Linked DNA regions of Homo sapiens: region 1 is linked to region 2. A link is an interaction called in ENCODE POLR2A ChIA-PET data of the cell type or tissue named here. Cell type or tissue: PC-9. All regions are shown on one strand. Each heading gives the region's core, and the rest is flanking DNA. Links, peaks and the distances in the headings are about the cores only. Region 1 has its middle 26 kb from the start of LTBP2. Region 2 holds the start of LOC124903346 (a long non-coding RNA gene).

Region 1 (15,446 bases), core at 3,744-11,743, 85 kb before region 2:
TCAAGCCTGGGATGAACTTCGGCCCATTCTTGATTCAGGGGCTTGTACAACCCATCAGGACTTTCCCCTCCACTCCCGGCTCTGCCTTCAGGGGTGTTGGCTTTATTCTCAAGCCGCAAGCTCTTAGCTCACTGGTTTTACCATGAAAAGCCCCAGCTGCAAAATTCTCTCTAGTGCTGATTAGGTCTTGTGTCCTTGCCTGAACCAATCACTGTGGCTAGGGCAATACAGTTATTTGATTGACCAACGCATGAATCACATGATACCAGGGTGTGGGTCTACAGAGGAAAATGGATACTTATGTCAAGAGGGGTGAATGGTTTTGCTAGATGACAAAAATGCAGCTGTTCCTGTCCCCCTCTACTGTCTTAAAAAGTAGTGTAGTCTGTGGCCGGGCACATTGGCTCACGCCTGTAATCCCAGCACTTTGGGAGGCTGAGGCGGGCGGATCATGAGGTCAGGAGATTGAGACCATCCTGGCTAACATGGTGAAACCCCTTCTCTACTAAAAATACAAAAAAAAAATTAGCTGGGCATGGTGGCGGGCACATGTAGTCCCAGCTACTTGGGAGGCTGAGGCAGGAGAATGGTGTGAACCCAGGAGGTAGAGCTTGCAGTGAGCCAAGATGGCACCACTGCACTCCATCCTGGGCAACAGAGTGAGACTCCATCTCAAAAAAAAAAAAAAAAGTAGTGTAGTCTGTTATTTGGTTAGATTATTTTTATTCCAGAAGAATGTATGCTCTGTGAGAGCAGTGATGTCACTTTCGTTCACTGCTGAGATCCCAGGACTCGCAACAGTGTGTACTATGATGTAGATGCTTAATAAGCAATTGCTGAATGAATTTAGCAGGATGAGCTAATTGCTGGAAATATCAGACTCCTAACTAATGGTTATTAAATGTTTACATGTATCACGGGCTGTTCTAAGCAATCTGTATATGTAAACTCAGTAATTACACAAATCCATGGCCAGGACTGTCATTATCACCTGCACTTTACTGATGGGGAAACTGAGGCATGAGGTGGTTACACAGTAAGTGGCTATAAGGATTTAGACCAAGGCATCTGGCTCCAGCACAGCCACTCTTAAGCACTATCTCATACTGCTTGGTAGATGTGCCAAGTCCATGAGTCGGACTTTCAGGGCAAGCCAATTTTCCAGCCTACAGTTTCCACGGATACAGTTTCCTTTGTCTTTAGGTTAAAAGTTTCTCCAGCTTTACTCGAGGCTCACAGAACAGTGGAGGTGAGTGATTCTGTTGCTTTTTGTTTGTTATTATTTTTTAAATACAGGGTCTTGCTCTGTCGCCTGGGTTGGAGTGCAATGGCATGATCTTGGCTCACTGCAACCTCCGCCTCCAGGGCTCAAGCGATTCTCCTGCCTCAGCCTCCTGAGTAGCTGGGACTACAGGTGCGTGCCACCACACCCAGCTATTTATTTATTTATTTATTTATTTATTTATTTATTTATTTATTTTTAGTAGAGATGGGGTTTCACTATGTTGGCAAGGCCGGTCTTGAACTCCTGACCTCAGGTGATCCACCAGCCTCAGCCTCTCAAACTGCTGGGATTACAGGTGTGAGCCACCATGTCCAGCTGGAGGTGAGTGATTCTATGGGGCATCTGAACATGCGTTCTTCCTCCCAGCTGAGAATTGAATTAAATACAGCTTCTTAGTTGGGGAATCACAGGAAGGCTGAGTTTATACATACAGCCTATTTTTTCATTCTCCCATTCATTCATTCAAACTATATGGAACAAGATGAGTCTGAAACATCTTGTGGTACCAGGGAATAAGGAAGTACTCGGAAAAAGATGGGCATGTTGAAAGGACACAACAGCCAACTTGTAGGAGCTCCCAGTGGCTGGAACGGTTTAAGCAAGAACATAAAATAATGATAACATTGAATTATAACCCCTGGGATACAATAAATACCCGAGAGCCCCTACTGAAATAAGCAATTGAATTAAAAAAATGGGGAAGAAGTAACAACTCTTCTTGGCAGAAGAATTTCAATTAATAAATATAGAAGAAAGGAGGGAAATACAGAATCACCACTATGCAGACACAATAGTAATAATTGTCGGCCAGGAACAAAAATCAAAAACAAAAACAAAGTTGTTGATAAGATCCACCAGTGATGGCCACTCAAATCAGTGGGAGAATCAGGATATTTGCACAGTCTCAAATTATCTTCCCCAATATACTTATTAACTAAAGAGGGAAGTATAGTAGTAATTTTAGAGTGGAGAAACAGTGGAGAAATCCGGCATATATGAGCTTAACTAAGAGATCAAGATTAACATCACCAGGAATAAGATGTGTTGACATTACGTATCCCCTGAGACGATGCCTTGAGGTCACAGCATCACCTCTATTCTGTGTATAACCTCAATCTAATCACAAGAAGACAGCAGACATACCCAAGTTGAAAGATAGACTACAAAATAACTGAGGGGTACTCATTAAAAGAGTCAAGGTCATGAAAGACAAGGATAGACTAGAGAGCTGCCATAGATTAGAGGAGACTAAGGAGACCCAACAACTAAATACCCTGAGCAATCTGAGAGCAGAAAAGGGACATGGGGAAAACAGAGGAAATTAGAAAAGGCCCTGTAGTTTGGTTAATGATACCTATGTTAATTTCCCATGTTAATTTGGTAATTGTACTCTGGTTATGTAAGCTGTTAGTATTAGTGGTTCACATACATCACTGTACTATTTTTGCAACTCTTCTCTAAGTCTATAATTATTTCAAAATGAAATGTTAAAACATGTATTTATTGAGCACCTAATTACCACCAAGCATCTGGGATACAAAAGCTTAGTTGTACAAAGATCACCGTGACAAGGTTCACTCCTGCTTTCAAGTAGCAGTGTTTCTCAAACTTTAATGTGCATTCAAATCACTGGGGTTCTTGTTAATATACAGATTGTGATCTGATATGTCTGTGATGGGCCCCGAGATTCTGTGTTTCTAACAAGCTCCTGGTTGACGCTGATGCTATGGGCCCACGGACCACACATTGAGTAACAATGGCTTGAAGTGCAGTAGGAGAGCAAAACATGCACACACGTGGCCATGATAAAAGAAAGTGAGCTGTGCGGTGACAGCTGAGAACATACGTGACAGGAGCCCCAGACTTCTCACATGGGATCCTGAGCAGAGAGGAATCCTTCAGGCTTTGCGTGCCTTCTGGCCTCAGCCTGGTTCTCGAAAGCGTTGGCCAGTTCTTTCCAGGCTACCTCTGGCTGCAGACTTGCTGGGCCGGGCCAGGCCAGGCTGGGGCTAAGTGTAAAGGGACAGGTGCAGAGTAACTGATGCACTCAGAAATTCCACCAGTGCTTATGAGAGCCAGGCCTGGCCTTGGGGTGCACACATGTTCTCTCTCAGACCTCAGCTGGTCAACACCAGCCCAGCTTTCCCTGGAATGATCCCTCTGACCAGCTCTCAGGCGAGAAATGCTTGTGTGATGTATTGCTCCCCAGGGCTCTCTGGGATCCAAGAATGTACACAAACAGAGCCAGTCAACCCAGACAGTGCATTATTTCTACTGATAAACATATATGTTCTTACAAATATGCTCACAAAATTGCCGAACTATGCTCAGCACCCAACTAGTAGCTTCGGCCACATTCTGCCTAGTGATACCGTTTTGTTCGGATTCTCAGGCCTCCTAAGAGTACCTGTGATGTCCCCTCCCCAGCCAGTCTCAGCTTGGCAAGCTCTCATAACACTCCACCCTCATAGCATCTCAATCCATGCAAAGTCATTCTAGACTTTAAGTCCAGGGAGGCCATACTGTGGGCCGCTGGGACCCGAACAGATAGAATCTTCTCAGTTTAACTCTGCTTCCTGGAAAGGTTTGTAACACATATTCACACAGGGGACTGTGCAGGAAGATGTGCGTGTTCACAAACAGGTAGCAGGTGGCATCTGGGAGTCTGGTTGACAGATTTGTAATCCACAGCCAAGCAAGTGAGCTCTGAAAGATGGGGCCTGGAGAAGGTTGCTGAATCTTTTTTTTTTTTTTTTTTTTTTTTTTTGGCAGAGTCTTGCTCTGTCGCCCAGGCTGGAGTGCAGTGGTGCAATCTCGGTTCACTGCAACCTCTACCTCCCGAATTCAAGTGATTTTCCCACCTCAGCCTCCCACCAAGCAGCTGGTATTACAGGCATGCACCACCACACCCAGCTAAATTTTGTATTTTTAGTAAAGACGGGGTTTCATTATGTTGGCCAGGCTGGTCTCAAACTCAGGTAACCTCAGGTGATGTGCCTGCCTCAGCCTCCCAAAGTGCTGGGATTACAGGTGTGAGCCACCACGCCCAGCCAGTTGCTGAACCTTTAAGGGCACTTGCCACGTGCCAGGTATGTCTCATTTGGCCCTCCCAGACATGCCTTTGGCGGGTGGTGGGCGGGAAGACTCTAACATGGTGTCAGCTGGGAGCCTACCTAGCCTGGAATTTAATTCTTCCCCAGCCCCCAATATTTTTGTGGCTTAAGTGAAGTTGAAGCTTCTCTCTAAGATTTCTGTGAACTCCTACAGACTTGTGGGTCCTTGAGCCCCTCTGCATCCATACCTGCTGGGGCAACCCTGCCATGGTCACAGCAAACCAAACACAACTTCCTCTAAGCAAATCCTGTGATCAGTATGGAGATGGCAGGGAGTTGATCTAATCCTGGCCCTATCCCCAGGGCCTCCCAGGAGATCTGTTGCTGTCCTCCTCCTCTATTTTGATGCTACAGACCCAGTGCAGACCCCACAGGTTCCTGATAAGCTCTGAGTCCTTCCTTGGACTGACAAGTTGGCCAAATGACACTGCTTCAGAGGATAAGCAATCCCTCATGTTCCAAAGATGAGAGCTCTCCTGATGTCCCATTTTTGGGTCCCATGAGACTTCAGGATCATCTTCCAGCCTAAAATTGATGTCTGTTTTGCTTCACTTCTCTTGTCCTTCTTTCAAGTCCAGTAGAGCCCATTCCCTCCAGGAAGCTTCCCCCAACTCCCCCAGCACACAAGGACATCTTCTTTCTTTGACCCTCTGTATCCTATTGTCAAACCCATCACGGGAGGCAGGAGAGGAAAGAGGTTACTGGTGCAGGTTCTGAACTTAGCTGTCTGGGTTCAAATCCCACTCCCGCCATCTGGGTGTTGTGTGACCATAAGCAAATTATTTAGTACTTCCAGGCCTTAGTTTCATTGTCTTTAAAACAGAGGGAGTAACAATAATTCCTATCTCATGGGGTTGTTATAAAGATTAAAAGAGATAATGCGTGTAAAGCTATATAGACTAAAATCTGGCATGCAGTAGCTGCTTAATAAATATTACTTATCAATAGCTATTGATATCAACCATTCAATTAGTACTTAATTTCATACTGCTTTATTCCAAGGGTATCAGGGATGACTTGCTGATGTGAACACAGGAAGAGGTCTCTTAATGATAATTGCAGCAACAACGCATCTCTTGCCAGGCACTGGGTTACGGGCTTACTCACATTATCTCTGGGCTTGAAGAACCATCAGTTAACCAGTGAAATAGTGTGGAAATTGTAGCATGTTATGAGGGTAATTTGGTATTTTTTCTGTTTGTTTGTTGTTGTTGTTGTTTTGTTTTGGTTTTTTGTTTGTTTTTTGAGACAAAGTCTCACTTTGTTGCCCAGGCTGGAATTTAGTGGTGCAATCTCAGCTCACTGCAACCTCCGCCTCCTGGGTTCAAGCAGTTCTCTGCCTCAGCCTCCCGGGTAGCTGGGATTACAAGTGCCCACCACCACACCCGGCTACATTTTTTTGTATTTTTAGTAGAGACGGGGTTTCACCATCTTGGCCAGGCTGGTCTTGGACTCCTGACCTCGTGATCCACCCACCTCAGCCTCCCAAAGTGCTGGGATTATAGGCCTGAGCCACTGTGCCTGGCCATGAGGCGTGTACTTCATTTGAAATGAAGTGCAAGTGCAAATACAGGGTTTTAATTTATTGGGGTGTTTTGGGTTTTGTTTGTTTGTTTTGTTTTGGGCTGTGTAAATGGGGACTAGGAGAACTGGAGGGTACAGATTTGCCAAGGTTTTTTCCAGACTTGTCCAGTAGGAAAAGTGTTCTGATTATTTCCTGAGCAAGATCTGAAAATCTGTCAGATGGAGGATCAGCAGAGCTATCCTGAAAACCTGCCATTTAGGATCTAGGTTGTTCAGTCAAATCTCTCCATTAGACCTAAATGGGGCCTGGAAGCAAGAGGCCTGTCTGGTTGTCAGCTGGTTGTACTCACCATGCCTGTCTCCTTTATTTAAATTGTTAAAAGCAAAGGCAAGCTTGACTCCTAGCTCTCTATTCCTTACAAGCTATGTGACCTGGACAAGTTGCTTAACCTCTCTGAACATCTGTTCCCTTATTTGTGAAATGAGGACAATAATGCTTGTGTAATACTTCAGTCCCCTTGAGGATTAAACAAAATAACATAATCAAGAGCATAGCACAGTGTCTGATACTTGGCACACCAATAGCTATTATTATTTTCCTCATCTTGGGACATGAAAACTGCCTCATAAGCTGCTCTCTTCCCAGAGCATTTGCTTTTTATATTATTTTGTTCCATCCTCTTCTACGTTTCCTAGATAAACTTATTTTGACAAATTCTGCCTTGGCTGAACTTTGGGAAAATGAGCATGTCCATCCCTAGAACAGTGATTGGAGGCTGCCTTTTGAGCTCAGCCACCATGGTGGTAGCTGGAAATCTGGGGAAACTGAGGCAGACAGTGATGCAAAACTGAGGACAGGGCCACTTGGGATGGTGAGAAACAGCTCAGATTTTGTTCTCTTCTCCCTTGGGGGTATTAACCTGTGTTCTTGACTCCCCAACAAATTATAAGCCCCTGAGGCACTCTGCCTCAGTTCCTCTGCCTATAAAATAGGAATAATAATGCTATCAACTTCGTAGGGTTGTTATGGGGATTAAATGAGATAATAAACTTATGTGCTTAGCACCAAAGCTTGGCAAATAGTGTGTGCCCAACAAATACTAGCTTTTACCATTTTATGTGTCCACGAGGCCTAACATCGCTGGGCACACAGTGAGGTTCCCGAATCCTGGACTCCACCCCTCAGAGTTGGTGCTTTTCTGCCCTGACTCCCTGCAGTCCACCTGAGTTCAGCCCCACCTTGTTGATTCCATCGGGAGGTGACATTGAAAACCACAGATGCCATCTGTTGGGGATTCTGAATTGTTTCTGGCCCTTATCAGCAGTGTAAAGGGGGCCAGGTTGCGGACAGCTTAATGAGGAAAACAGGAGCTTAGCGGCTGCCAGAGGGCAACAGAGTGCCGGAGTACCAGCCCTTCCTCTGGAGGAGACACTGTCTGCCCAGGCTCTTGGCTGACGCACGTCGTGAGATCTGACTTCCTCTCTCTGTTTTCTTTTCAATACAGAATAACTTTCCCTACCTCAGGCCCTCACCACCCACTCTCTGGCCCAGCCTCTACCTTGGAAACAGGGTTGAAACATTTGGGAGCTGCCCCATTCATCAGGCATCCCATTTGGATCATTCAACAGTCCCCAGTACTTCCCCACTTCCCCCTTCTCTCTCTCTTGTCCCATGAGGAGTATCCATGGCAAACTCAATAAGACCTAAGATCTTTACCTTCATTTTCTCATTCAATCATTTCTACAGTCCTATGACATAGCTCTTATCCATCCCATTTTTACAGAAGCAGGAGCAGAGTCTCAGAGGTTCAGATCTTTGCCGAAGGTCACACGGCTAGAATAGGGAGCAGCTAGATTTGAATTCAGGCCTTCTGGCACCTGCTCCCTTGTTCCTCTGTACCTGCCTTCCCCTGGGGGAGGATGGCAGGATGGCAAGTGCCCAGTGCTCACAGAGCAGTGTGCTGGATGAGGGGCAGAAGGGAGACGGGGGAAGAAGGGAGGCTACTGTTGCATAGTTTGCCTTAGGACAGCCTTGACTGATGAAACCACCTTCCAGGCTCCAAGAGATTTTTCTCTCCATAGCTGCTCCTGATCTGGCTTAGAGACAATTGCCTCTGCCTTCTTTATCTCTGAAGCCTTCCCCCCAGCCCCACCTACTTGGCTTTTGACTCCTTGCAGGGTTGCAAAGGGGCCTGCAATGCCTGCACTGCCTGTCTCCTGCTTGGGGGGCTCTGGGTTCAGCTGCTGTCTCTAAGCTGGTGGCTGCTTTTGGCTTCTGCTCCAGGAGCTGCAGACGGGCCAGCAGGGGGTCTCCAGAGAGGCCAGACCCTGGAGTTAGTTAAATGAGGACCAGCTGGGTTGAAGCAGGAACGTTTTAGCCTTCCTGAGGCAGACGGAGCCTCAGCCTCAGACCCCTGCCATGCAAGCCCTTTTCCCATCACCCACTCTCTACTCTACTTCTTGGGGCTGAAGTTGTTGATATATTTCAGGCCCTGCCTCCCCAGTCCCTTCCCCCTGCAGCCCTGCTTAGAGGGCCAGCTGACTGCTCTCCCGTCCTGCCTGTCTGCCCTGGTAGTTGCCCTTCAAGCTGGGTAGTAGCTGTAGATATCAGGAGGTGCTGCTGTTCTCCAGGGCTTGGGAAAATATCCTACACTTGACCTTTCCCCCCGGCGGGGAGAGGAATGTTGAGGCCAGAGCTGAGTGGGATCTGCTATCCTGGCAGGCGGCCTGCCTGCGCCTCTGGATGAATGATGGGGATGGGCTAAGAGGGTCAGAGACTCTCCCAGCACAGGCAGAAAAGACTGAGTGCCCCAGACTGGGCCAACCTCTCATCTTTGGGGTCCATTCCCCATGCCAGAGCCCTGGGCTGGCTCTCAAGGCTGTCCCCATCATTCCTGAAACACTGAGCTGTCTGCAGTGTCCTCAGAGTCTGTCACCGCATCACACTCTCTCCAGGGAGGCTGGATTAGCTGCCCAGAGTTAACAGAGAGGGCACTGGGAGGGGGCAATTGTTGATTCTCAGTCTTCACATCTGAAAATGGCAATAGGGCTGGATTTGTGGTTTTCAAGCGGTATTCGGACAAGCCCCAACGTTCCTCCAAGATGCCTCAGAGGCTATAAGGCAAAGGGAAGTATGTGTGTTGGGGTGTTTGGGGAGAGATCAAGGGCGGGCCCCTTTCCAGCCACAGGAGCTCCCCAGTTTCCTGTTCACATCTTGGATCTGACTCCTGAACCCCTGGCAGTCTGGTCCCTGAATCCCTAGCCCCTGCATCCCACACTACTCTGCTTGCCTTGCCTGTGAGTTCCTCCAGCACAAGAGCCTTCCTACCTCCAGGATCTTATGACATCTCCTCCTGACCGTCCTCCTCCATACCTCCTTTCTGAGTTCTGTGCACCCTTCAGATCTCAGCTCCAATGTCATTCCTTTGGGGATACCTTCCCCAAATCCCCTCCCAAGTCTGTATTAGGTCATCTAGCTGCATACGTCTCTTTCTTAGCTCTACTTCAATTGCAGCTCACTGTTGATCTACTTATCTAATTATTTTCCCAGTGTCTGTCTCCTCCACTACACTGTATGCTCACAAGGGCTGGAATCAGGTCTGGATTGCATGCTGCTGTATCCCCTAGCACAGCACCTGGGACAGAGTTGGCATTCAGTAAATATTTGTTGAATGCTGAAACACTGCACAAAGGTTTTGCTCAAAAAAAAAAAAAAAAAAAAGTTGAAAACCGCTGGCCTAGAGGCTCTCTCAGTCAGTCCCCTTCCAATTCCATTTTTTTTTTCTTTGAGACAGTCTCGCTCAGTTGCCCAGGCTGGAGTGCAGTGGTGCGATCTTGGCTCACTGCAACCTCTGCCTCATGGGTTCATGCTATTCTCCTGCCTCAGCCTCCTGAGTAGCTGGGATTACGGGTGTGTGCCACCATGCCTGGTTAATTTTTGTTTTTAGTAGAGATGGGGTTTCACCATGTTGGCCAGGCTGGTCTCGAACTTCTGGTCTCAAGACATCCACTTGCCTTGACCTCCCAAATTGTTGGGATTACAGGCGTGAGCCACCGCGCCCTGCTCCCTTCCAATTCTGCATCCACATCCTTAAAACTTGGATGCAATTACCTTCACCACCAAAATATTTCTGGCCCTCCCCATTAAAACTTTACCTGGCCTTTTCTTAATTTCCATGGTGTTTAGAAGGGAGTGATGTAAACAGTAATGGGAAGAAAAATAAAGGAACTCCAAGAAAGGCAGGGTATTAGCCCCCTCCACCCACTAGAGAAGCAGATGGGGGTGGGGAAGACAGCCATGTGCTGGAAGAAGAGGACAGGGCCCAGCACTCAAACCTCCTCTGAGTCTCAGGGGGTTTGTTTGTCTCAGGACACACCTGTCCCACATCCATTGAGCTGCCTGGCAGGGGAGGAGTTCGCTGCCACTTAGGCTCCAGTGACCATAGCTCTCAGGCCAGCTGTTTCCTTGCCTTTGAATTAGTGGCTGACCCTGTGTTGTCTCCTGCCTGTTCCAAGCAGCCTGGGAGACTTCCAAGCATGTCTTTTACAGGCCAGATGTGTGTCCACTGGCTGTGAATTCTTGTATGGAGAACAGGTGGGTGGTAATTATTCTAGCAGGAGCTGAGCGTGACTGGAAGCTAAGGAGACAATTCTATGGAGCTGTCAAGAACAGAAACAATGTTCTTTTCCTGAGCTTGCTTTTATAGGAGGAGAGGGAGATGCAATCCAGGGCTGTGGCAGGAGCCTTGGCCCCTATGGCAGGTTCTGCAGCGTCCTGGAAATTCCCATCCCCCACCCCATCCATCCCCCACCTCTCTCAATTGACATCCCATGTGTAGAGAACATCTGCTGTGCACATATGCCCAGCACTTCTTCCCTTCCTTGAGTAACAGAAACTCAGCTTTCCTTTGGGAAACTCAAACTCCCCAATTCCATGCATTCCTGGTGGGGCTGCCAGCCACAGGACTCTCCCAACCCTCCATTCTCAAAGGGTGAGCATAGACCCAAGATCTGTCAGACTTTTTCCTGGGGAATTTGAATCTGAGTTGGAGTCATTACCCATAATGGAAGGCAGTTGCTTTAGAATCATCCAAAGCCAGACAGCTCATGAGTTCCCGCTACCCAGACCCCCAAAGCTGCCCTGGTCCCTTCTCAGGCCTGAGTGTTGAAGGCCTCCTTCAGTACCATGTATCTTTCCAACAAATTCTCTTTCGCCACTTATGTTTGCCAGAGCCAGCTTCTGTAACTTGCAGCCAAAGCTGATGTGTATCCCATACGCTTGTATCCCAGCCTTCTTTTCCAGCCCTTTCTCTTTCTCATGTTCTACCTGAAAATCCATTTTTACTTTCCACACCCTGAAAACCTTTATGCCCCCTAACCTTTTTCCCCTGTCAAGAACGCTTAGGAAAGAGTCTATCCCCAATCTTTTTTTTGGGAGGGGGGGCGGCGGGAGGGAGTCTCACTCTGTCGCCAGGCTGGAGTGCAGTGCCACGATCTCAGCTCACTGCAACCTCTGACTCCTGCGTTCAGGCAATTCTCCTGTCTCAGCCTCCCGAGTAGCTGGGATTACAGGTGCCTGCCACCACGCCCAGCTGATTTTTGTATTTTTAGTAGAGATGGGTTTCACCATGTTGGCCAGGATGGTCTTGATCTCCTGACTTCATGATCCACCTGCCTTGGCCTCCCAAAGTGCTGGGATTACAGGTGTGAGCCACCGTGCTGGGTCTTTACCCAATCTTTATACTTCAGAGTAAATGAAAACATTCTCTTTGATCTCCTCTTGGGCAGATGCATTTCTAAGTGCTGACCGAGTGCCTTAGCATCTTGTTTCAGAAATCAGAAGTATTCGTGAAGAGGTGGGAGAGAGATTTCAGGGGGCAGAGTAGACTTTCCCTAAAACGCCCTGCCATGAACCCTGACCCCTTCTCCCCTGCACTTATCCGTCACTTGGATGCAGTGGGAATTGCCTTGTCCCAGACCTGGTCTGTTGGGCAGCTGTTTATATCGGTTCTCTGGGAATTATCCCCTGATACTCATTAAGTTTTGTTCCCACTGGAGTTACCTGCCTCAAGCTGTAAGATCACAATTCCATGCAACTAAGCACCTCCAGTGTGTGTAAGGTTCTGAGTCAGGTGTCTGAGATACAGCTGTTCATGTTTGCAGTCTTGTTGAGCAAACAGAGCCAAACCCACCATGCTGACTACATGAACTGAATGCTGTGGGAGAGCTGAGCCCATGGCCCTAGGATTGCAAAGCAGGGAGGGCTGGAGTCCACCTAGCCTGTCTCTCTCAGCTGGTATATAAATTGGAGTTCTTTTTTTTTTTTTTTTTTTTTTTTTTGAGAGTCTCACTCTGTCACCCAGGCTGGAGTGCAGTGGCACAATCTTAGCTCACTGCAACCTCTGCCGCCTGGGTTCAAGTGATTCTCCTGCCTCAGCCTCCTGAGTAGCTGGGACTACAGGTGCCCGCCACAATGCCCAGCTAATTTCTTTTGTATTTTTAATAGAGATGGTGTTTCACCATGTTGGCCAAGCTGGTCTCAAATTCCTGATCTCAGGTGATCTACCCCTCTTGGCCTCCCGAAGTGCTGGGATTACAGGTGGGAGCCACTGTGCCCAGCTAGAGTTCTTTTCTTATGAGCAATAAGGATTCTAATTTTTATTTTTTGTTATTTATTAATTTATTTTTTGAGACAGGGTCTCGCTCCGTCACCCAGGCTGGAGTGTGTGCCGAGATCATGGCTCATGGCAGACTTCAACTCCCGCGCTCGAGCAGTTCTCCAGCCTCAGCTTCCCAAGTAGCTGAGACCACAGGTGTGTGCTACGACGCCTGAATAATATTTTGATTTTTTGTAGAGATGGAATCTCACCATCTTGCCAAGGCTGATCTCAAACTCCTGGGCCCAGTGATCCTCCAACCTTGGCCTCCCAAAGTGCTGGGATTACAGGTGTGAGCCACTGCACCTGGCCAGGACTCTCATTTGTACATTAAAAAAGAGTAAGGTTACCACAAAGATTTTAGGAGCAAACATAATAGAAATAAGAACTGAACAAGTAGATAGGAAGAATGCCAGGAATGTAGGCAGTAATGAGGCTCCCAGCCCCGGGAACTTTTTGGGGAGCTGCGATTGGATGGTTTAGTTATAACTGTGTGTCTCTGCTTCAGGGCCAAATCATGGGAGAGAATCTGATTGGGCCAGTTTGGGTTGTTTGCCCCATTGCAAATATTGCAACTGGCTGTTCCATCAGACAGCCTAGAAAAGGGAAGAGCAGTTCCCTAAAGGAAAATGGATGCTGGTAGGAGAATAAGAGAGGAAGGATGCTGGGCAGACAGAGCCCGTGATAGTCACAGGCTGGAGGGTGCCACCCTGTCTGCGGGGTGCACTATTCCCTTGTGCTGTTTCCATAGCAACCATAGGCCGAGCAAAAGGCTGGAATCAATGAAAATCACTGGGTGCAGAGAGGGTTCAGTCCTCTTGTGTTATAGGTGGATAAACTGAGGCCCCAAGGGGAGAGGCCACTTGTCTGTGGTCACAGCCTTAGGTTTTCACCTGCAGCCAATGTTGATGCTGAACCAGGAGTGCACAGGGTCAAACTGGATCCACAGGCTCTGCTTCTGGTAGGAATTTTCTGTACCAGAGGTGGGGTGGGGGTGAGGGTCCATATGAAAGCCACTGGGAGGGGCCACCCTGCCTGTGAAAGGTTAATGCAGATGTTCTGTAAATATTTATCCACCTGCGTTGGGCCCACTGGAGCTGGGAGGTAGAGTCAGCACCCCTCCACTTCTAACACCATGCCCAGGATGCAGGCAGAAAGGCCACTCTCGAGTCCCTGGATCCTGGACGTCGGAGAGGAAAAACTACCTGCTGGGGTGATCTGCCCCCTGCACGCACACAAAAGACAGCCCCTGCTGTCTGTCTAGAGCTGTGTCTAGCTCCTGGCTCCAGTGAGGCTTTGTGAGTGATCCTTGGGGCTCCCAAAGTGACCCTCCTCCTGGGTCTCAGGACAGTCCACTGCAGAAGTCACCAGGCTCAGGCCTCCTTCCAGCCCTCGGCTCTCCCCTGCCAGGCCTAGCCAGATCTTCCCAGTCCCAGACAAGCCCTGCCTTAGTGTTTACAGTCTGTGAATACTTGTGGCCATTTCTGCTGCCCTGACGGGGCAGGATGGACTTGCCCATTCCGTCTGCCCTTTTAAGTCAGTCAACTGTCCAGCCTTTGGCTCAGTCCAGCTGTTCTCCTCAGGGCCGGTGCCTGCAGCTGACAACCCCCCTGGGGCCTCCTCCCTCCCCAGGGTTGGCAGGGTGCCTCTGTAGCCCCTTGGCTTTCTCTCCTCCATGCCGCAGTCCCTTGGCATCTTTCTAATCCCCTTTCCCCCAGGAGGTCTTGTTTCAGCCTCATCTGATCAGCCCTCACCTCCCAACCCCTTCTCCTGGCTGTTCCAGCCTCTAGCTTGAGATTCCAGGGGATGGGGAGGGGACAGGCCCTGTTTCCACCACGCTCGGTCTTTTCCCGTCCAGCTGGCATGGGGAGGATCTTCCCTTGCTGGCCTTCACACGCTGTGCCGTTTCCGTCTGCTTCCAGCTCATTAGTGCAGGTATGATGGGAGCCAGACTTGCCTCTTGCCCAACACTGACCTCACGGCTCCTGCTCAGCGACCCCTTCCCGTCCCCTGCCCCAGCTCCCAGTGCTTCCCACCCAGTCTGGAACACTTGGATACAGCACACAGTGTGCGGCCTCCTCCCTACACCTGGCCCCTCCACAGGTTCTCACTCTCTCTCTCAGATTTTCCCTGGCCTGGTTCTCTTTCAGGGTCTGGAAATGGGGAGGCCTTTCTGCCTGGGCAGCCTGTGGATCTAGCCAAACCTTCCTCAGCCAACCCCAAGCCAGGGTGAAAGTCCACTGGCAGGTTTTGTTGGGGCGAGCTAAGGAGGTAGTGAACTCCCAGGGCTGGACAGGACCCCCTCAAATCATCTTAGCCCTTCCAGTGTCTTCTGGGAAACATCACAACCATCCCGGATTGCTGAGCATTTACCAGTTTTCTTGGACAACTGACTTCCCCACTTCCCCTTACCTTTAATAAGAAGAAACGTCACATGAACCGTTTTTTGTTTTGTTTTGTTTTGTTTTGAGACAGGGTCTCACTCTGTTGCCCAGGCTGGGGTGCAGTAGTGCGATCTCAGCTCACTGCAACCTCTGCCTCCCCTGCTCAAGTGATCCCTACCACCTCAGCCTCCCGAATAGCTGGGACTACAGGGCATGCACCACCACGCTCGGCTAATTTTTTGTATTTTTGGTGGAGACAGGGTCTTGCTGTGTTGTAAAGGCTGGTCTCAAACTCCTGAGCTCAAGTGATCCACCTGCCTCAGCCTTCCAAAGTGCTGGGATTGTAGGTGTGAGCCACTGCACTTGGCCACGATCCTTTTTTAATGCGTAGAATCTCTTGCTGCCCTCACTCCCTGCACATACTCACCCACCCAGCCTGTGTTGCACTGACTTATTTTCCACTGCAGTTTTTGTCAACTCCCCT
Region 2 (8,000 bases), core at 1-8,000:
GGGGTTTCACCATGTTGACCAGGGTGATCTCGAACTCCTGGCCTCAAGTGATCTGCCCGCATGGACCTCCCAAAGTGCTGGGATTACAGGCGTGAGCCACCACGCCCAGCCTCATCCTAAAGTTTTAATCCTTTCAAGATGTTTCCTATAACATTTTTTCAAATATACAAAATAAAATAGAATAGTACAACAAATCTCCCTGTACTAAAGGAATATTTTAACAGAAGACAAAGTCATATAGGTAAGGATGTACACATTTAAAACTTAAAAACAGTCCAGGTGCAGTGGCTCACGCCTGTAATCCCAACACTTTGGGAGGCCAAGGTGGGCGGATCACCTGAGGCCAGGAGTTCAAGACGAGCCTGGCCAACATGGCAAAATCTTGTCTCTACTAAAAATACAAAAAATTAACCAGGAGTGGTGGCGGGCTCCTGTAATCCTAGCTACTGGGGAGGCTGAGGCAGGAGAATTGCTTGAACCCAGGAGGCAGAGGCCGCAGTGAGCTGAGATCGCGCCATTGCACTCCAGCTTGGGCAACGAGAGCAAAACTCGGTCTCAAAAACAAAAACAAGCAAAAAACTTTTTAAAAAATCTAAATATGTAACAGGTAAATGTCTAAATAAGTTGTGATTCATCTTTAGCTGGACTATCATATAGCGATGAACATGACAAATATGACAAATTGAATTGTGTAAAGTGTGATCTAATGTTAAGTGAAAAACGGAATTTAAAATTGTATCTCTAGGTGATGACAATAGTGTAAAATCATATACGTGAGCAAAGGTTGAAAGAAAATATGCAAAAGTAGTTGCTGTGTTAGGATGGGAGATGATGAATTCATGTTTTTCTCCTTGAATATTGTTGTTACATTATTCTTACAATAAAAATCAATGAGAGGGAGACTCTAGGCTCTGCCCTGAATCAATCTTGAAGGTGTGTTTGTTGGGCACCTCTTCTACAGGTAATTCATATTAAGGGATATATTAAGAAGTGGTAGGGAGTAGGTACAGGACTTGGTTTTAGGGCAGGGGCTGGTCCATAGTGGGTTCTCAAAGACTTCTGGAATGTCAGAGCTACGTGAGGACCGTCTAACACCCCCATTTTGCAGTTAAGGGTCCTGGGGCCCAGAGGAGCTAAGTGATTTGCCCGGAATAACCCACCAAAAGCCTGGTGATTCCACATAGGGGTTGGTATTTCTACAAAACTAGCCGGCAGGCCTTAGATCAGTCCTTCTGCCTCAGGGCACCTTCATGTCTGGGAGTCAGCCATACATGGGTGAGAAGGCAGCCAGAGAGCATTTTTCTTGTGCAAAGGCAGAGAGTGGGTGGCTGGATGAGGAGTGGCACAGACACACTGTTCCCAGGGTGCAAACCCCCGTGCCGCGGTTGTCTCCACAGGACCCTGAGTGGCCTCAGCCAGACCCACCCTTCCCAGCAGCACGTGGGGTTGTCCCGCACTGTCCGACTTCACCCGACTGCCACGGCCAGTAGCCAGCTCTCTTCCAACGCCCTGCCCCCGGGACCAGGCCTTGAGCAGAGAGATGGCACCCAACAGGCGGTACCTCTGGAGCACCCCTCATCCCCCTGGGGTAAGGATACCCTGTCTTGGGTCCTAGAAGAGCAGGGCCTCTAGAACTCTCTTCTCCCACCTTGGCTTCCCCCTCTGCTCTCACAGAGGGGCTGAGTTGTCACCTTGTCCCTCATTCTTTCAGCCAATCAACAAACGCTTGTTGAGCACCTGCTTTGTGCCGGGGTCCAGGGGTCCTAAACCGGTGGACCTGGACTTCACCCCGTTGCAACCTTTAGACCTAGACTGCTCTATTTCTGCCCAATCTATCATCCCCTCCTGCCTTTGCTTCCCTCATATCCCGCTGTGAACCTCAACTCCCTGGTCCCACTCGTTCCACCTCATCCCTCCTACAAACCCCAACTCTCCTGGATCAACCCAACCAGTTGTTACCTCAGCACCTACAGCTGCGCCTCTGCTTCCCACAGAATCTCTGTGGATTCACGCCATGGCACACTCTTTGTTATTGCCTGACAACCCCTCCCTGTGTGCCTGGACATTTTCTCCCTCCATTTCTCAGAGCAGCTACTCCAGGCCTCCCCTCCCCTCCCCTCCTTTCCCGAGGCCCCATCCATCAGCCCACAGACATGCCCCCACCTCCCAGAGAGCTCCTCAACTTCCTGCCTATCACACCCACCACTACCCTGTTTACATCTGTGCCTGAGCTCACCTCCTTCCTTTTTTTTCCATTTTAAAAATTGAAGTGGAATTCACATAACATAAAATTAACCATTTTAAAGGCTACACTGCAGTGGCTTTTAGTGTATTTATAATTGTGTGCAACCGTCACCACTATTTCATTCCACAACATTTTTATCACTCCAAATAGAATCCTTGTACCCACTAAGCAGCAGTCACTCCTTATCTCCCCTCCTATCCCTGGCAACCACTCACCTATTTCCCGTCTCTATAGATTTGCATATCCTTGACATTTTACATGAATGGAGTCGTACAATGTACCATCTTTTGTGTCTGGCTTCTTTCACTTAGCGTTACATTTTCTTTTCTTCTCTTTTTCTTTTTTAAGAGACAGAGTCTTGCTCTGTTGCCCAGGCTGGAGTGTGGTGGCATGATAACAACTCACTATAATCTCAAACTCCTGAGCTCAAGTGATCCTCTCACCTCAGACTCCAGAGTAGCTGGGACTACAGGCATGCACCACCATGCCCAGCTAATTTTTAAATGTTTTGTAGAGATAGGGTCTTGCATGTTGCCCAGGCTGGTCTCAAACTCCTGGCCTCAAGTGATCCTCCTGCCTCAGCCTCCCAAAGTACTGGGACTGCAGGCGTGAGTTCCTGTGCCTGGCTTAGCATAACGTTTCTGAGGTTTATCCATGTTGCTGTGTGTATCAGTGCTTCATTCCTTTTCATGGTTGACGATTCCTTTCACGCCATCTTGAGGGGGAGGTGTCCCTCTTATCTAAGGCACGTTCTGGCACCCTTTGTCATTTCCTCTGGAACGCTGGCATCACTTGTCCCCCCTCTTCTGTATCTTCACCCTCTCCCACCCTCTCAGCCCTTTCCCCTCAACGTGTACAATTGCTTACAGCTCTCTCATTCACACACACACACACACACACACACACACACACACACACACACGTTTCTCCGCTTTCTTCCTATCTCCTCCCTTCACAGTCAAGCTTCTCAAACTCATGGTCAAAACATATTTTTTCAATTTCCTCCCCTCCCATTTCTCCCTCAACCTTCTGCCTCTGGCTTCTGTCCCCAGGCTCCCCGTACTGAATTAATAGCCCAATTTCATTGCCACCACTCTTGGGAAATGAAGCGGCCTCAGCTTGCACTGCTGCCATGACCTCCCAGGTGGTCACCCTGCCTCCGGACCCCCCAGCACATCAAAGCCAGCATGATGTCTTGCTTAAAAGTCTTCTGCAGCTTCCCCATCACCCACCAAATAAAGTGCCTGATCCTTGTTCTGGTAATCAGGTCCCCCACAAAACCTGACTCTAATCCTTTCAGGCTTTATCTTCTCTTCTCTTAGAAAACTCTCCTCTCTGGCAAGCTGGGGCTGCATTCTGTTCCCTGCCCTTGGGTTCAAAGCCCAGCTGCATCACTTGCTAGCTGCGTCACTTGAGCACCCAAACTTCTCTGGGCCTCATTTTTCTTAGCTGTAAAATGGACACAGTAGGTTGGATATATGAAAAATACCAACACTCAGCCATAGGAACCTACAAAAATGGCAATTTCTAATGATTCAACCTAACATACCACCCACTCAAGAGGGTTGATGTGCATGAAGTGTGAGCTTGGTGGCTGGCACATCTGCGAGCTTCTCAAAGGTATCACCTTGCCCCTACGATGGGACCCTGCGTCCAGTAGGTACTCAGCAAATGCCCTTGAGATGAATGCAGCCCTAGTCCCATGGGGCTTTCTAACCAGACTCTGGAGGTCACAGCTGTGCCTCTCAGCCCTGCCCCCTGGACCCAAGCCCTCTCTCTGCAGGGCTGAACCTCACGGAGAAAATCAAGAAGATCAAGATCGTCTTCACTCCCACCATCTGCAAGCAGACCTGTGCCCGTGGACACTGTGCCAACAGCTGTGAGAGGGGCGACACCACCACCCTGTACAGCCAGGGCGGCCATGGGCACGATCCCAAGTCTGGCTTCCGCATCTGTGAGTCCCTTTCCTGCTCAGATGGTTCCCAGCTGGCCCTGGAGGGTAGATGGCCAGAGAGCCAGGCCTGCCTTGGACTGGAGCCCGCTGCTCCCAAACTGTGGCTCCACAAGTTGTCCCAAATCACATGGGGAGCTGAGTCCTCACTTGGCAGCCTAGCTGTGTGACTCTAGGAGTCACATAACCTCTCTGAGTCCAAGTTTCCTCAACAGAGAAGAGACAGAGTTCATGATAATGCCACCTCCCCATCTCCCAGGTTATTGTGGGGTGCAGGGAAACGCCTAAATAGACTTTTCAGGAAGGCAGGGGCTGGTTATTATCCACTCTTCTTCACTCTACATGAATGAAGTGGAAAGTCCCTACATTTCAGGGGGCTCCGGGCTACAGGAGCCATCTAGGGTCAGGGTTCTGCCGCCTGTTTCTCTGTGGTGGTCACCAGCCACAGAGCGGGTGCTGCTGTTCTTCCACCGCTGGTTACCTTGAGGGTTGATGTTGCAGATTTCTGCCAGATCCCCTGCCTGAACGGAGGCCGCTGCATCGGCAGGGACGAATGCTGGTGCCCCGCCAACTCCACCGGGAAGTTCTGCCACCTGCCTATCCCGCAGCCGGACAGGGAGCCTCCAGGGAGGGGGTCCCGCCCCAGGGCCTTGCTGGAAGCCCCACTGAAGCAGTCCACTTTCACACTGCCGCTCTCCAACCAGCTGGGTGAGTGCCGGCACAGCTGGGCCGGCGGGACCCTGGGAGGAGTGCCAGTTGGGTGGAGGCTGTCACCATGGCTGTGACAGGGATAGGGAAGCTGCCTGTAGTCCTTCCTTTATGATCAAACCTCCCTCTTTCTCCTGGCCCTCAGCGCTAAGTTTCATTCCCTCAACTTCTCAGCCCCCTCCCATCGGAATTTATCGACTTGTTTTTGCCCTTTCCCTGTGCTGGGAACCCTGGGGAAGACAAAACAGTGTAAGGGCAGGGTGCCGCCCTCAAGGAATCCATGGGCCTGGGTAATAGAGGGAGAATGGATGGGAAATAGAATATCAGCATAAAACATTTCATTTTCCCTGCCTTCCATTATTAGGTGCCAAAAAAATACAGAATGCTTTAGGGGATCAGGGGATGGAGAGGCTCCTAAGCCCAGAGTGCTCTGGGACAGCTGCGTGGAGGGGATGGACTGCAGTTAGGCCTGAAACAATGGGTAGCATCTGGTTAAGCAGAGGGACTGGCACGAGCAAAGGCACGGAGGTGGGGCCATGCAGGAGACAGGGGGCTGGAGTTCCAGGGTTGGCCAGGGTCATGGGGGAGGTAGAATCAGGAAGGTAGCTTGGAATGTGATAATGAGGCTCCTTCAGTGACAGAGTTTGCACTTCATCCCGTCCCCACAAGGGATCATTCTGGGGTTCTAACTTGGGAGCAAAGAAATGGAAGGAGAGTTTTGGGGTGACACATAGCCAGTGGCCTGCCTGGCCCAGGGGTGGTGGATACCCTTCAGAGGGTTGGAAATGAGGGTGGGGCCCTGCTTCCCTGGCTCTGACTCTAGCCCCTGTGCCCAGCCTCCGTGAACCCCTCCCTGGTGAAGGTGCACATTCACCACCCACCCGAGGCCTCAGTGCAGATCCACCAGGTGGCCCAGGTGCGGGGCGGGGTGGAGGAGGCCCTAGTGGAGAACAGCGTGGAGACCAGACCCCCGCCCTGGCTGCCTGCCAGCCCTGGCCACAGCCTCTGGGACAGCAACAACATCCCTGCTCGGTCTGGAGAGCCCCCTCGGCCACTGCCCCCAGCAGCACCCAGGCCTCGAGGACTGCTGGGCCGGTGTTACCTGAACACTGTGAACGGACAGGTGAGAACACAGCTCTGGCCTCAGCCCTGGATGCTTCCAGGATGGCAGTTGTCCCCAGTCTGCCCTTCTCCTCCTCTCTGTCCTCTTTGTTCTTATGGAATGTGAGTGTCTGCAGACTCTCCCATTTCCCAGATGGGAAAACCCAAGGCATGAAATTGTCCATGTATGGAGAGTCTGGGCCTCCTTCCTGGGCTCTACTTGGTGCTTGTCAATACCAGGCACACAGAAGAAGACCCAAGGAAGTTCCCCTCTGGAGGAGCTGTCACCAGCATCCTCAGGTGAAGGCAGCCTAGAGATGCTGATCCTATGACCCCTGGCACATGGACCAGTGGGGCTGTTAGGATCTGGCCAGGAGTTTTTTATCCAGTTGAGGCTACAGTTGGGGTCACAGAGGTGTGGAATTAACAAATGGAGGTTAACCCCAAAGCCCTGGTGGTACAAAGATGAGAGATACTCCTATTGCCCTCTGGAACCATCCTCAGCTCATAATGGGAAATCAGGGAAGATTTTCTGAGGCCAGGCACCCAAGAATAGGGGTTAGACCAGACCCAGTATGGTTTTTCTTGGGGTTGCCAGGAAACCGCTTAGTTTCCAGAAACTAAGGTATTTCCAGAAACCCTATCTGAGATTAGGGAACTGGAGGAGGTGGGACAGCCAAGGGGTAAACACCCTGAATTCCCAGATCATCCCTGGCCTCTCACCTTGGGGTGTCCCTGAGCCTGGGGCTCTGCTCACAAGGCCCACTCTGTGGGTGACCCTGCAGTTCCCTGGAGGTAGGCAGAGGAAGCTCTTCCTTTAGGACCCTTTGTCTGTGGTTGGGGCCATGGAGGGTGGTGGTTTGCAGCCCCGCACAGGGCAGATCTTGTGTCTGGGGTGTCCCATCCACACACAAGGTTCAGGGCTGGGAGAGTGCATGGCAGGTTTCTCTGCTTCCTTCTGGGATATGGGCTGACTCCCTTCTCCCCTTCTTTGGCTGGGGACATCCTCTGGCAGAATGTGGGGAGTGAGCTCTGTGTCCTAGGCTTTCCCGGGACATCTCTGTGCACAGCCTGGGAGGGAAGGGGGGTGGTCACAGGTGTCCATGGCCTCTCCTTCCAGTGTGCCAACCCTCTGCTGGAGCTGACTACCCAGGAGGACTGCTGTGGCAGTGTGGGAGCCTTCTGGGGGGTGACTTTGTGTGCCCCATGCCCACCCAGACCAGGTGAGTGCTGGAGTCCAAGGTCACGTGTTGTGGAGGAAGCTCTCCCTGGGCCTGCCCTCTCCTGCCAGGGTTTCCCCTCCAGGATGTCAGAGGCCAGGCAGGTAGAACAGGCTGGTAAACTGCAGACTTCCCAGACCTGCCTTGAAGGTGTTTCTGGCCAGCACTGAGGCTCCTGGCAGCCCTCTGCTGGTGCAGTCTGTCCTGCCTGCTCCATCTGATTGCCTGCAAGGGCCTGCTCTCTCTTGCAGAGATTCTTGATCAGATTTTAGGGATTTCACTCAGTGTTCCCCTGCACACCCCTCCCAGATGCCAGGGGTCCAGAGATCTTGATTCAGTGATTCAGTGTTTTCTTTATTCTCTCCCTGATGGGGCCCCCAGGCCTCCTCTTTATCTCCTTACCTCCTGTTCCAGCCTCCCTGACTTTGAATTAGGGTTGAATGTCTGTCCTAGATGTCCTCATCCTTGGGGTATGGGAGCCCTAGTTCCTTGCCCTCTTTTGGACGATGGGAAAAACCTAACATGTGTTAATTCATTCATTCATTCATTCATTCAGCAAATACTCACTGGGTGCCTTGTATGTGCCAAGGACTGCAATTTCAGGAGTGAGCAAGATGCCTGTTCACGATGCTCTCCCCAGTCTTAGTTGCACAATTGGGAGGAGGGTGACCAGATGCCTGTGCGTGAGTGTGGCTTCTGCCCATTTGTCTGTCTTCTCCCTCCAGGCCTCCTTTCTGGGCCTGGGCCTGAGCCTGGTGTGTATTTCCTTTGCCTG

The links. Peaks named below come from ENCODE experiments on the same cell type or tissue, not always from the same donor. Only the 100,000 strongest peaks of a DNase experiment are listed, where the experiment ranks them.
Region 1: POLR2A ChIA-PET joins it to region 2 with 33 read pairs; 3 of 35 experiments call an interaction of 5 or more read pairs at or near these places.

What each region holds. Positions count from the first base shown.
Region 1 is chr14:74,630,135-74,645,580 of GRCh38, reverse strand. No RefSeq gene overlaps it. Among named protein-coding and RNA genes, the nearest start is that of LTBP2, 26 kb to the right of the region's middle. RefSeq lists a silencer at 10,241-10,535 and enhancers at 13,539-14,187, 14,188-14,837. In PC-9, for the core only: no CTCF peak of the experiment used is centred there; no DNase peak of the experiment used is centred there.
Region 2 is chr14:74,549,091-74,557,090 of GRCh38, reverse strand. It overlaps LTBP2 (latent transforming growth factor beta binding protein 2), which reads left to right. Exons shown (of 36, transcript NM_000428.3): 4 at 1,398-1,588; 5 at 4,029-4,199; 6 at 4,698-4,904; 7 at 5,741-6,027; 8 at 7,126-7,228. LOC124903346 (a long non-coding RNA gene) reads right to left here and starts at 4,776. Exons shown (of 2, transcript XR_007064265.1): 1 at 4,678-4,776. RefSeq lists enhancers at 969-1,469, 1,470-1,970, 4,408-5,072, 5,073-5,736. In PC-9, for the core only: CTCF peaks have their summits at 7,225 and 7,424 (motif pointing left); a DNase peak (open chromatin) is centred at 7,370; H3K27ac peaks cover 868 bases.